2 separate regions of the Homo sapiens genome follow, and region 1 is linked to region 2. A link is an interaction called in ENCODE POLR2A ChIA-PET data of the cell type or tissue named here. Cell type or tissue: Caco-2. All regions are shown on one strand. Links, peaks and the distances in the headings refer to the core of each region. The heading gives the core; the rest is flanking DNA.

The links. ChIA-PET counts read pairs that join two places held together with the same protein. Peaks named below come from ENCODE experiments on the same cell type or tissue, not always from the same donor. Only the 100,000 strongest peaks of a DNase experiment are listed, where the experiment ranks them.
Region 1: POLR2A ChIA-PET joins it to region 2 with 5 read pairs; 2 of 35 experiments call an interaction of 5 or more read pairs at or near these places.

What each region holds. Positions count from the first base shown.
Region 1 is chr3:197,005,683-197,010,075 of GRCh38, forward strand. MELTF (melanotransferrin) reads right to left here. Exons shown (of 16, transcript NM_005929.6): 11 at 3,936-4,130; 12 at 3,127-3,283; 13 at 2,975-3,042; 14 at 867-1,054. Among named protein-coding and RNA genes, the nearest start is that of MELTF-AS1, 5.0 kb to the left of the region's middle. In Caco-2, for the core only: no CTCF peak of the experiment used is centred there; a DNase peak (open chromatin) is centred at 1,835.
Region 2 is chr3:197,080,924-197,085,316 of GRCh38, forward strand. It overlaps DLG1 (discs large MAGUK scaffold protein 1), which reads right to left. Exons shown (of 25, transcript NM_001366207.1): 17 at 128-194. Among named protein-coding and RNA genes, the nearest start is that of MELTF, 53 kb to the left of the region's middle. In Caco-2, for the core only: no CTCF peak of the experiment used is centred there; no DNase peak of the experiment used is centred there.

The sequences.
Region 1 (4,393 bases), core at 199-4,198, 75 kb before region 2:
CCACTGAGAGGTCAAGTAAAATGAAGACTGAGAAATGGCCACTGGGTTTAGCAACATGGGTCACTGTGACCTTGACAAGAACAGCTTCAGGGCCCTGGTGGGAGCCTGTCTGGGGTAGTCTCCATCCTTAAGAGGGGCCAGAGGAGAGGACTTGCTAACTCAGTCTCCATCCTTAAGAGAGGCCAGAGGAGAGGACTTGTTAACTCCAGAGCAGACCACTCTTTGGAGGAGTTTTGCTTCGAAAGGGAGCAGGATTGGCCGGGCACAGTGGCTCATGCCTGTAATCCCAGCACTTTGGGAGGCCGAGGTGGGCGGATCACGAGGTCAGGAGATCGAGACCATCCTGGCTAACACGGTGAAACCCCTTCTCTACTAAAAAATAGAAAAAATTAGCCAGGCATGGTGGCGGGTGCCTGTAGTCCCAGCTACTCAGGAGGCTGAGGTGGGAGAATGGCGTGAACCCGGGAGGCGGAGCTTGCAGTGAGCCGAGATAGTGCCACTGCACTCCAGCCTGGGGCGACAGAGTAAGACTCCGTCTCAAAAAAAAAAGAAAAAAAGGGAGCAGGATTACAGCTGCAAGAGGATGGATGTGAGACCAAGAGGTTAGTTTGTTCTTTAAGGATGGCAGAAGTCACAGCATGTTTCATGTTGGTGAAAATGGTCCGACTGAGAAGGGAAAATCAACGATGCAGGAGGCAGAGGGGACAGTTTCTGGAGGGATGTCCTTGCGTAAGTGAAAATCACAGAATTTCCCCCGGGCTTCCTCAATTTCTCTAGAGGTCTGCTCCAGGTAGACTGAGGCCTCCCAGGGGCTCAGCTTACCTCTGCTGCACACCCCTCAATGAGGTAGCCCCACCCTGGCTCACCTGGGCCTTGTCCAGCAGTCCATACACGGTGAAGATGTTGGTGTCGGGCCGGACCATCACGGCGTGGGGTGGTATCTGTGCCAGGTTGCAGGCTGCAAACTGGGACACCTCGGCTCGGGCCCCGTTGGGGCACAGCAGTTCATAGTCCTCTGACCTGAGCTCAGCAGCCCAGGGCTCGGAATTGTGGCCTGAGGGGGGTAAAGCAGTGTGTGTGGGGACGTTCCGGGAGTGGAGAGAAGTGTAAAGAGAAGCTGCTATCCTGGGACCCCAAGGCCTTCACCACAGGGAGGTGGCAACATCTGGCCAGCTCCCCAACCCTCTCCATTCTCCACGTGCTCTGCTGTGTTACCGGGGTGAAAGAACCCAGCTGTGTTCATGCCATTAGCAGGAGCTGCCATTAATTAGCAGGGAGTAGGGAGTACCTACTATGTGACAAGTACTTTACACGCGTTGCTTGATCCCCACAACAGTAACGCAGGGTAGGTGTTTTTGTCCCCATTTTACAGGTGAGGAAACTGAGGCTGTTAATCACTCCCAGGCAGAGAACCCCATCTATGTGTTACATCCTCAAGCCTGAGTGTGGGGTGGCTCCCTGAAGGTGGTGGGTGATTGTCCCTAAGGGCTGAAGTTCTCAAATGGAACAGGGTATAGCATCACTTGTGGATGCAGAAGGCAGCTTCAAGGGCCCTTGCTTGCAAAGAATCTTATTCAGGAGGTCTCAGATCAGGCTCAAGAATCTGCATGTTAAACCAGCATCCCACTGATTCTAAAGCAGGCGGTCTCGGGCTGCCTGAGAAAATGCTGCCCTCAGGAATCACATTTTCATGTCTCTGTGCATTCACTTAGTATCCATCCTCCTCCCATTTCCAGGAAATCCAGGTGGGCCTTGAGGAGAGCTAAAGATAAAAGGGAAAGGAGTGGCCCTGGGAGGCGGGTGACTCACTGCAAGTGAACCTCCCAAGGCCTCTCCAGCACCTGCCCGCCTCCCCTGACCCCATCCCAGACGACACCATGCACAGATCTGGGACCAGGCAGGCCCGCTGGGCTCGTGCAGGAGCACACAGCCCCTCCCTGGGGGAGGGTTTCAGGTGTTCTTGGTAGGAGGCTGGGTGGGGGAGCTGGGCTGTGGCAACAGGAAGGGTTCAGGGCCTGGAGCCCTCCCTAGCTCTGCTGGGGCAAATGGTCCTACCGCCTTGGTGACCCCCATAGGAGGCAAGATCCAAGTTTTGAAACACTAACTGAGGTTTTCGTTTTTTTCCCTGCACGTCTTGCTTCCCATTGTCCAGTCCCCTCCCCACCGGGCCACAGTTGTGCCTTTCTGGGCTAAGTCTATAGGAGGAGACATGTTGGGAGCGAGTGGAGAAGACTGGGCCTCCAGCATTTGGGGTTTCAAAGCCTGGGGTGTAGGCAGGGTATGCAGACAGTACAAGCCTTTGGTGTTGGAGGAAAACAGCCTCTAGTCTTCAAAACGGACACAGATTCCTTCACGGAGAACAAGAAGAAGGGGAAGTGATATAAGTCAGGGGAGCGTGTGCTCTGATAGGACCATGTATGTACTGGGGTCCCGGAGCAGAGCGTTCCTGAGCTCTTTGTCCCAGGCGGAGCCCAGGAAGGTGACTCCAGGAAGAAAACCCCCTGTGTGGTATGTTGGGCGTGCCCTGCCTCGGTGTGGCTTGGGGGCTGCAGAGAGATTTCCTTGCATGAGGCAGTGACCTGCTCAGGAACACAGACCAGATACTGATTGAACTCATGACCCTGTGGAGAGGCTCATGCCACTCCCACCTCACACCTTGGCACTACATCAATACTCCCAGAAGGGGGTCTTTCCAGATTGACTGGGATTGAGTTTCTACCGTTTCGGTGGATTAGGGACTTGAATTCCAGGCCAGTAAAAACCGTCATGTATCCAGCACCCCTGGATGTGTGGTCTGAGGTCTGTTCTTACCCTGTGACCCTTGGGGCTCCCAGCTTCCCAGGGGGCACAGCCTTCTAGACTCAGCCTCTCTGAGCTGCTGCTTGGCCCCAGCCCAGCATGGTGTCTGGATGGTGCTGAAGATGGGGAACAGTCCCCCCGACCTACCTTTGGCCCTGCTCTTGCCCCCACCTACCGTTTGTGTTGTCAAAGACGGTTGTGTGCCTGACGAAGGCAACGTCACCCGCATTCTCCACCAGGCACCTGCCACACAGAGGGCAGGGCAGGCGTCGGCAGGAGGGTCCCAGCCTCTGCACACAGCCCCAGACTGCCAGGCCACCCGGGTACCTGAAGGCGCCGCGGTAGCCGTAATACCGCTCCTGGCTGTTGCCCACACACTTGTTGCGGCCCTGCTCGTCCCCCACGCACAGTGCACACAGCGAGGAGGGGTAGTTCTTGGGGTTGTTCACGGGCACGCAGCTGGCATTGAAGAACTCGCTCACTGCTGGGGTGGAGGGAAGGGCAATGATGAGGGGCCAGCAGTGGAAAGTGTGGGAGGGAGCTGGGCGGGCCGCTCCCCCACAGGTCTGCCCACCCCCCGGATCCTACACTGCAAGGCCACCTGTCTGCTCCGCTCCCCTCAGCTCTGAGTGGAGTGTCTCCTGGAGGATCTCAGTGCGGGGAATGCAGAGGTTGTCTAGATACAGCATCTCCATCACCAAACATCACCCAGCCTTCACTTGAACTCCCTCAGGGACAGGGATCTCACTACCTCACTATTTTGTTCCAATCAGAGCAGGTGTCCAGCTGTCTGGGAGTGGGAGCTGCCAACCCTAGTGCCCTCTGTGTGCTTGTGTCAGTGGTTAGAAAAAAAAGTGCTTGTATGTTTTCTGAGTTAACAGCCAGGACAGAGGTGTGTGGCCTGTCAGCCCAAGGGTCTTGCCAGTTTCCATGAATATTGTGTGATCTAACACACTGGAGGGGCTTCATGTATAGCATATGGTGGGTCCTTCTGTCCCCAGCTTATGGAGATACCTGGGCACATATGCAGAAGCCTGGCCACCTTCCAACAAGGTCCTCTCCCCAACAGGCTGCGGGTCCCTAGCTAACCCCAGAGAAGGCTTCCCCAGTCTGCGTTCCTAAAAAGGGGGGGGTACCTGTGAGGACGTCACAGTCCTTGGGCCGGATGAAGCCTCTCTGAATAAGGGCACCCACGGGGACATCCCAGCCTGCAGGGCTGCCGAAACCGGCGTGGCAGGAGCGCTTGCCCCGAAGCTCATCCAAGGTGAAGGCGTGGGAGCTGTCCCGTCTCACCACGGCCACCACGTAGTACGAGTTGCTGCTGTCTTCCGCTGGGGAGAGAGGGACTCACGTGAGGGGCCCCTCATCTGAGAGCCCGGGCAAGTGCCTGGGGGGGTCCTTCCTTCAAACCCACTCCTTCCTGTCTCTTTGCCTGAGCTATGCAGGCCAAAGAGTACCCAGGCCTGAGGCCAGGGTGTTCTGGGAGCAGGCCCAGCGGGGGCCCCTGCCTGCGTCCCCTGTGAGAAGCAGCCTCTTGCCTCCACTTTCCAGCCTTGTCTTCCTCTGGCCCCAGCAGTCCTTCCCCACAGGGGCT
Region 2 (4,393 bases), core at 115-4,114:
AGTATCTACCATTGTAAAGCACCATGGCAAGAACTGATCATGAATAATTCTGATAGCAAAATCCTTTTCATTTTAACAATGTAGCTCAAACAGGAATTACAAAAATGTAGAGATTTCAAATACTCACCCCTTTATCTCTCGTTTTAGAATTGAATTTCACTGTTTTTAATCGGGCTCGTTCTTTCTTCTCAACTCTGTCAAAGTATAGAATGTTATTTTTTAAGTAAACCAAACATATCTGGGGTCTTACTAGAAATAACCAGAATTGTTATCTTTATAATGGGCATTTTTATACTCTAAAACCTTTAAGAGTCATCTAGGTTTGCATCCCCAAATTAGAATTGCTGAAAAATGAAATAAAGGGCTCATTTTATTATGAAACAAAACCTGATGCTATGAAGTTATCAACACACAGTATATATGTGTATATTTTTATATGTATATTTAGTTACAAAATTATATGAAAGTATGAGGCACCATTTCTGAGTTTAACAGTTTTCCAAGTTTTGTTTGTTTTTAAGTATTAGCTTAGCATGAAGCACATATGCTAAAAATTAAGCTAGAGAAAGCAAATGTGGCAAAATGTTAAAAACTGGTGAAAGTGGGAGAAGGATATGTGGACGTTCACTGTATATTGCCGTTTTTGTACTTACTTTTCTATAGCTCTGAAACTTTTAACAAAAAGGTGGAATATTTAAAAATTAAGCCTAATTTTAATGATATATGTGTGTGTGTGTGTAAATATATAAATAACCAGTTACAGTTATTGAAGTAAGAGTTTTAAAGTATTTTTGGAAGGATACATAAGAACTGTTAATCTTTACCCCTATGGAGGTGAAATGGGTGTTGTGAGAGACAGCCTGTAAAGCCTTCACATCTTTTAAATTCTGAACTTTACCTACTCAAAATAAGCAAGCAAATAAAACTACAATGAAACAAGTTTTTATGTAGATTGTAACACTAATGTAAATCTTGCAAAATGTCATGTAAATTAAGCTTTCATAAATTCTCCAATTTCGACATAGCAATTATGTTAGCATATAACAGAAAAGCCTACCAAAACAAGACTATGAATAAATGAATTTTATTTTTTCCTTATTATCTATTTAGTTTTACTATGGGTACAGCAGGACCTTAGCATTCATGAATTTAAATTTTAAATTTAAGTCTTGGCGCAGTGGCTCACGCCTGTAATCCCAGCACTTTGGGAGGCCGAGGCGGGTGGATCACAAGGTCAGGAGTTCAAGACCAGTCTGGCCAACATGGTGAAACCCTGTCTCTACTAAAAATATAAAAATTAGCTGGGCGCAGTGGCGGGTGCCTGTAATCCCAGCTACTTGGGAGGCTGAGGCAGGAGAATCGCTTGAATCCAGGAAGTGGAGGTTGCAGTGAACCAAGATCATGCCACTGCACTCTATCCTGGGTGAAAGAGCAAGACTCCGTCCCCCACCCCAAACAAAAAAAAAAATTAAAACTCATGATTTTTACGATTCAAGAACAATTCTGAGGCTCCATGACCTGAATAATTTATAATCTTGCCTAGGTACTTATCAACAGCACCACAAAACTAGCATTTAGTGGGTGAGCATTTACAACTCAACTTTGTTTTCTAATCATTATTTTGTTTAGTACATAATTCAGCAACTTAAATTGTCTATATTTGTAAATATTATTCCTGAAAGCCAAGAATTGTAGGAATTACAATTCCTATGTTATTTTAGAAGAGGTCTAAGAAAGAGATAGTTCTATTTAAGAAAAGGTAAGTTTTGAATACATTCAAGAACGAAATGGCATAATTAGTTGTGGTTTCTTACTGTATTTTACGGGAGTAAGATTATATTCTGCAATGCTACTCATGAATGTGGAAATTGGCAGAGGTCTCAAGATATCTTTCTTACATTATTGCTTGCTTTAAAACACAATCTTATAGAATTTTTGTACAAAATGAAAAAAAAATCTCTCCAGTGAAGCCAACAGTGTTTATTATTGGGTGTAGGCACAGAAAGCCTTTGTAAGGTATGAGACTCCAAGAACCAAGACAATTTTTAGGAGCTCTGACCTTGATATTTAAGATGTAAGGTTTCTACTGACTCAACAAGGCATAGAGGAAGCATTTCCGAATTTAAAGCAGACTATGTTCTATTTCTGGAAAAAAGTTATGCTGATTGCTGCATTGCTAAAAGAGGATTTGTCATCAACTGAAAGATCTAGCCAAATAGTTGGATCATGCTAAATATATGGATACAGCCAACAGCAGTTATAAGCCCGAAAATCATAATTATAAATCTTGATTATAATTTAATAATATTACTTTTCAACTTCTACAAACAGGTAAATAAATAAAGGTCTAGAAATAGTTACGAAATAGGTATAAATTCAACTAATAAGAAAAAGATGTTTATTACAGCATAATCGACTTAAAATGAATTAACTAGTTATAATAAACATTTCTTTATGATCTCATTAACTATTTTTGCTGGCTATCTTACTACTACTACTTTAAAAAGCTCTTAAAGAAGAACTTCCAGACAATGATTTGGATGAAGCAGATCTCATAAATAAGCTATCTCAGGGGAATTCTGAAATGACATTTTAACACCTTCCCCACAAAAGCAGAGACACTCAACAGCACTTCACAGGCCTTAGAAGAGGTCCTCTAAGCTGGGACCATCCTTTGCAAAGAGGGCCTGTCCTTAACTACTTTTGCTATGTGCTAAGTATACACCCATGAATCACTAAAATGAATCATTAGGGCTGGCTGCAGTGGCTCACAGCTGTCATCCCAGAGCTGTGGGAGGCTGGGGTGAGAAAATCGCTTGAAGCCAAGAGTTTAAGACTTGCCTGGGCAACATAGCTAGAACCCATCTCCACAAACAAAAACAAAAACAAAAACAAAAACAAAAAACTTAGCCGGGTGCAGTGACACGCGCCTGGAGTCCCAGCTACTAGCTGAGGTGGGGGGATAGCTTGAGCCCAGGAGTCTGAGGTTCAGTGGGCTATGATCATGTCACTGCACTCCAGCGTGGGCGACAGAGCAAGACCTTGTCTCTTAAAAAAATCAATCTACCTACCTACCTATCTACCTATATATAATCATTAAAAGCAAAGAGAAAAGACCAGTGAACTGCACCAATACATGTAATTTAAGCAAGGAAAAAGAGAAGTGAAGCGTATTACCAGATATTTCCAAACATTTTGGCATGAAGGAAGAAATTCATGCCACCAAAAATACAAAATTTAAGTCCTCTTACTTACCTACACCAACCACAGACACTTTCAGTTTTCTCTTCACTGGTATAGCTAAATGGCACACTGATTTAATATATACTTACTTTGTTTTCAGTAACTAGTAGCTTTAGATCAATTTCTGCTTGGAGGCATCACTTTTTGTTGTTTTTTTTTTTTTGAGTCAGAGTCTTGCTCTGTCGCCGAGGCTGGAGTGCAGTGGTGCAATTTCAGCTCACTGCAACCTCCACCTCCTGGGTTCAAGCAATTCTCCTGCCTCAGCCTCCCAAGTAGCTGCGATTACAGGCGCCCGCCACCACACCCAGCTAATGTTTGTATTTTTAGTAGAGACGGGGTTTCACCATACTGGCCAGGCTGGTCTCAAACTCCTGACCTCGTGATCCGCCCACCTCGGCCTCCTAAAGTGCTGGGATTACAGGTGTGAGCCACTGCACCTGGCCCATATTTTCTAGTTATGTCACTGGTTACAATTCCATTTGAATAAAATCAAATGGCTGTGAAACACAATATAAAAAACTGAGCATAAAATCATTTTAGTAAAATAAATTTATTTTTTCAGTTCTGGTGATTATTTTTAATTTTTTTATGTGTATATTTTATATATATAGATAGATATAGATATAGATATAGATATTTAGACAGAGTTTTGCTCTGTCTCCCAGGCTGGAGTGCAGTGGTGCAAACTCAGGTCACTGCAATTTCGGCCTCCTGAGTTCAAGCAATTCTCCTGCCTAAGCCTCCCGAGCAGCTGGGACTACAGGCGTGTGCCTCCATGCCCAGGTAATTTTTGTATTTTTAGTAGAGACAGGCTTTCACCACGTTGGCCAGGCTCGTCTTGAACTCCTGACCTCAAGTGATCCACCCGCCTCAGCCTCCCAAAAGTGCTGGGATTACAGGAATGAGCCACCGTGCCCAGCCTAATTGTATATATTTAAGTTGTACAACTTAATGATTTTATATATATATATTATATATATACATACTGTGAAATAATTACTACAGTCAACCTAATTAACATATCCATTACCTCACCTGGTTGCCTTTTTTTGGGGGGTAAGAACACTTAGGACCGACCCTCTTAACAAATTTCAAGTACAGTACTATTACCTGTAGTTGCCATGCTTACATGTTGGAGGTGCAGAACTCA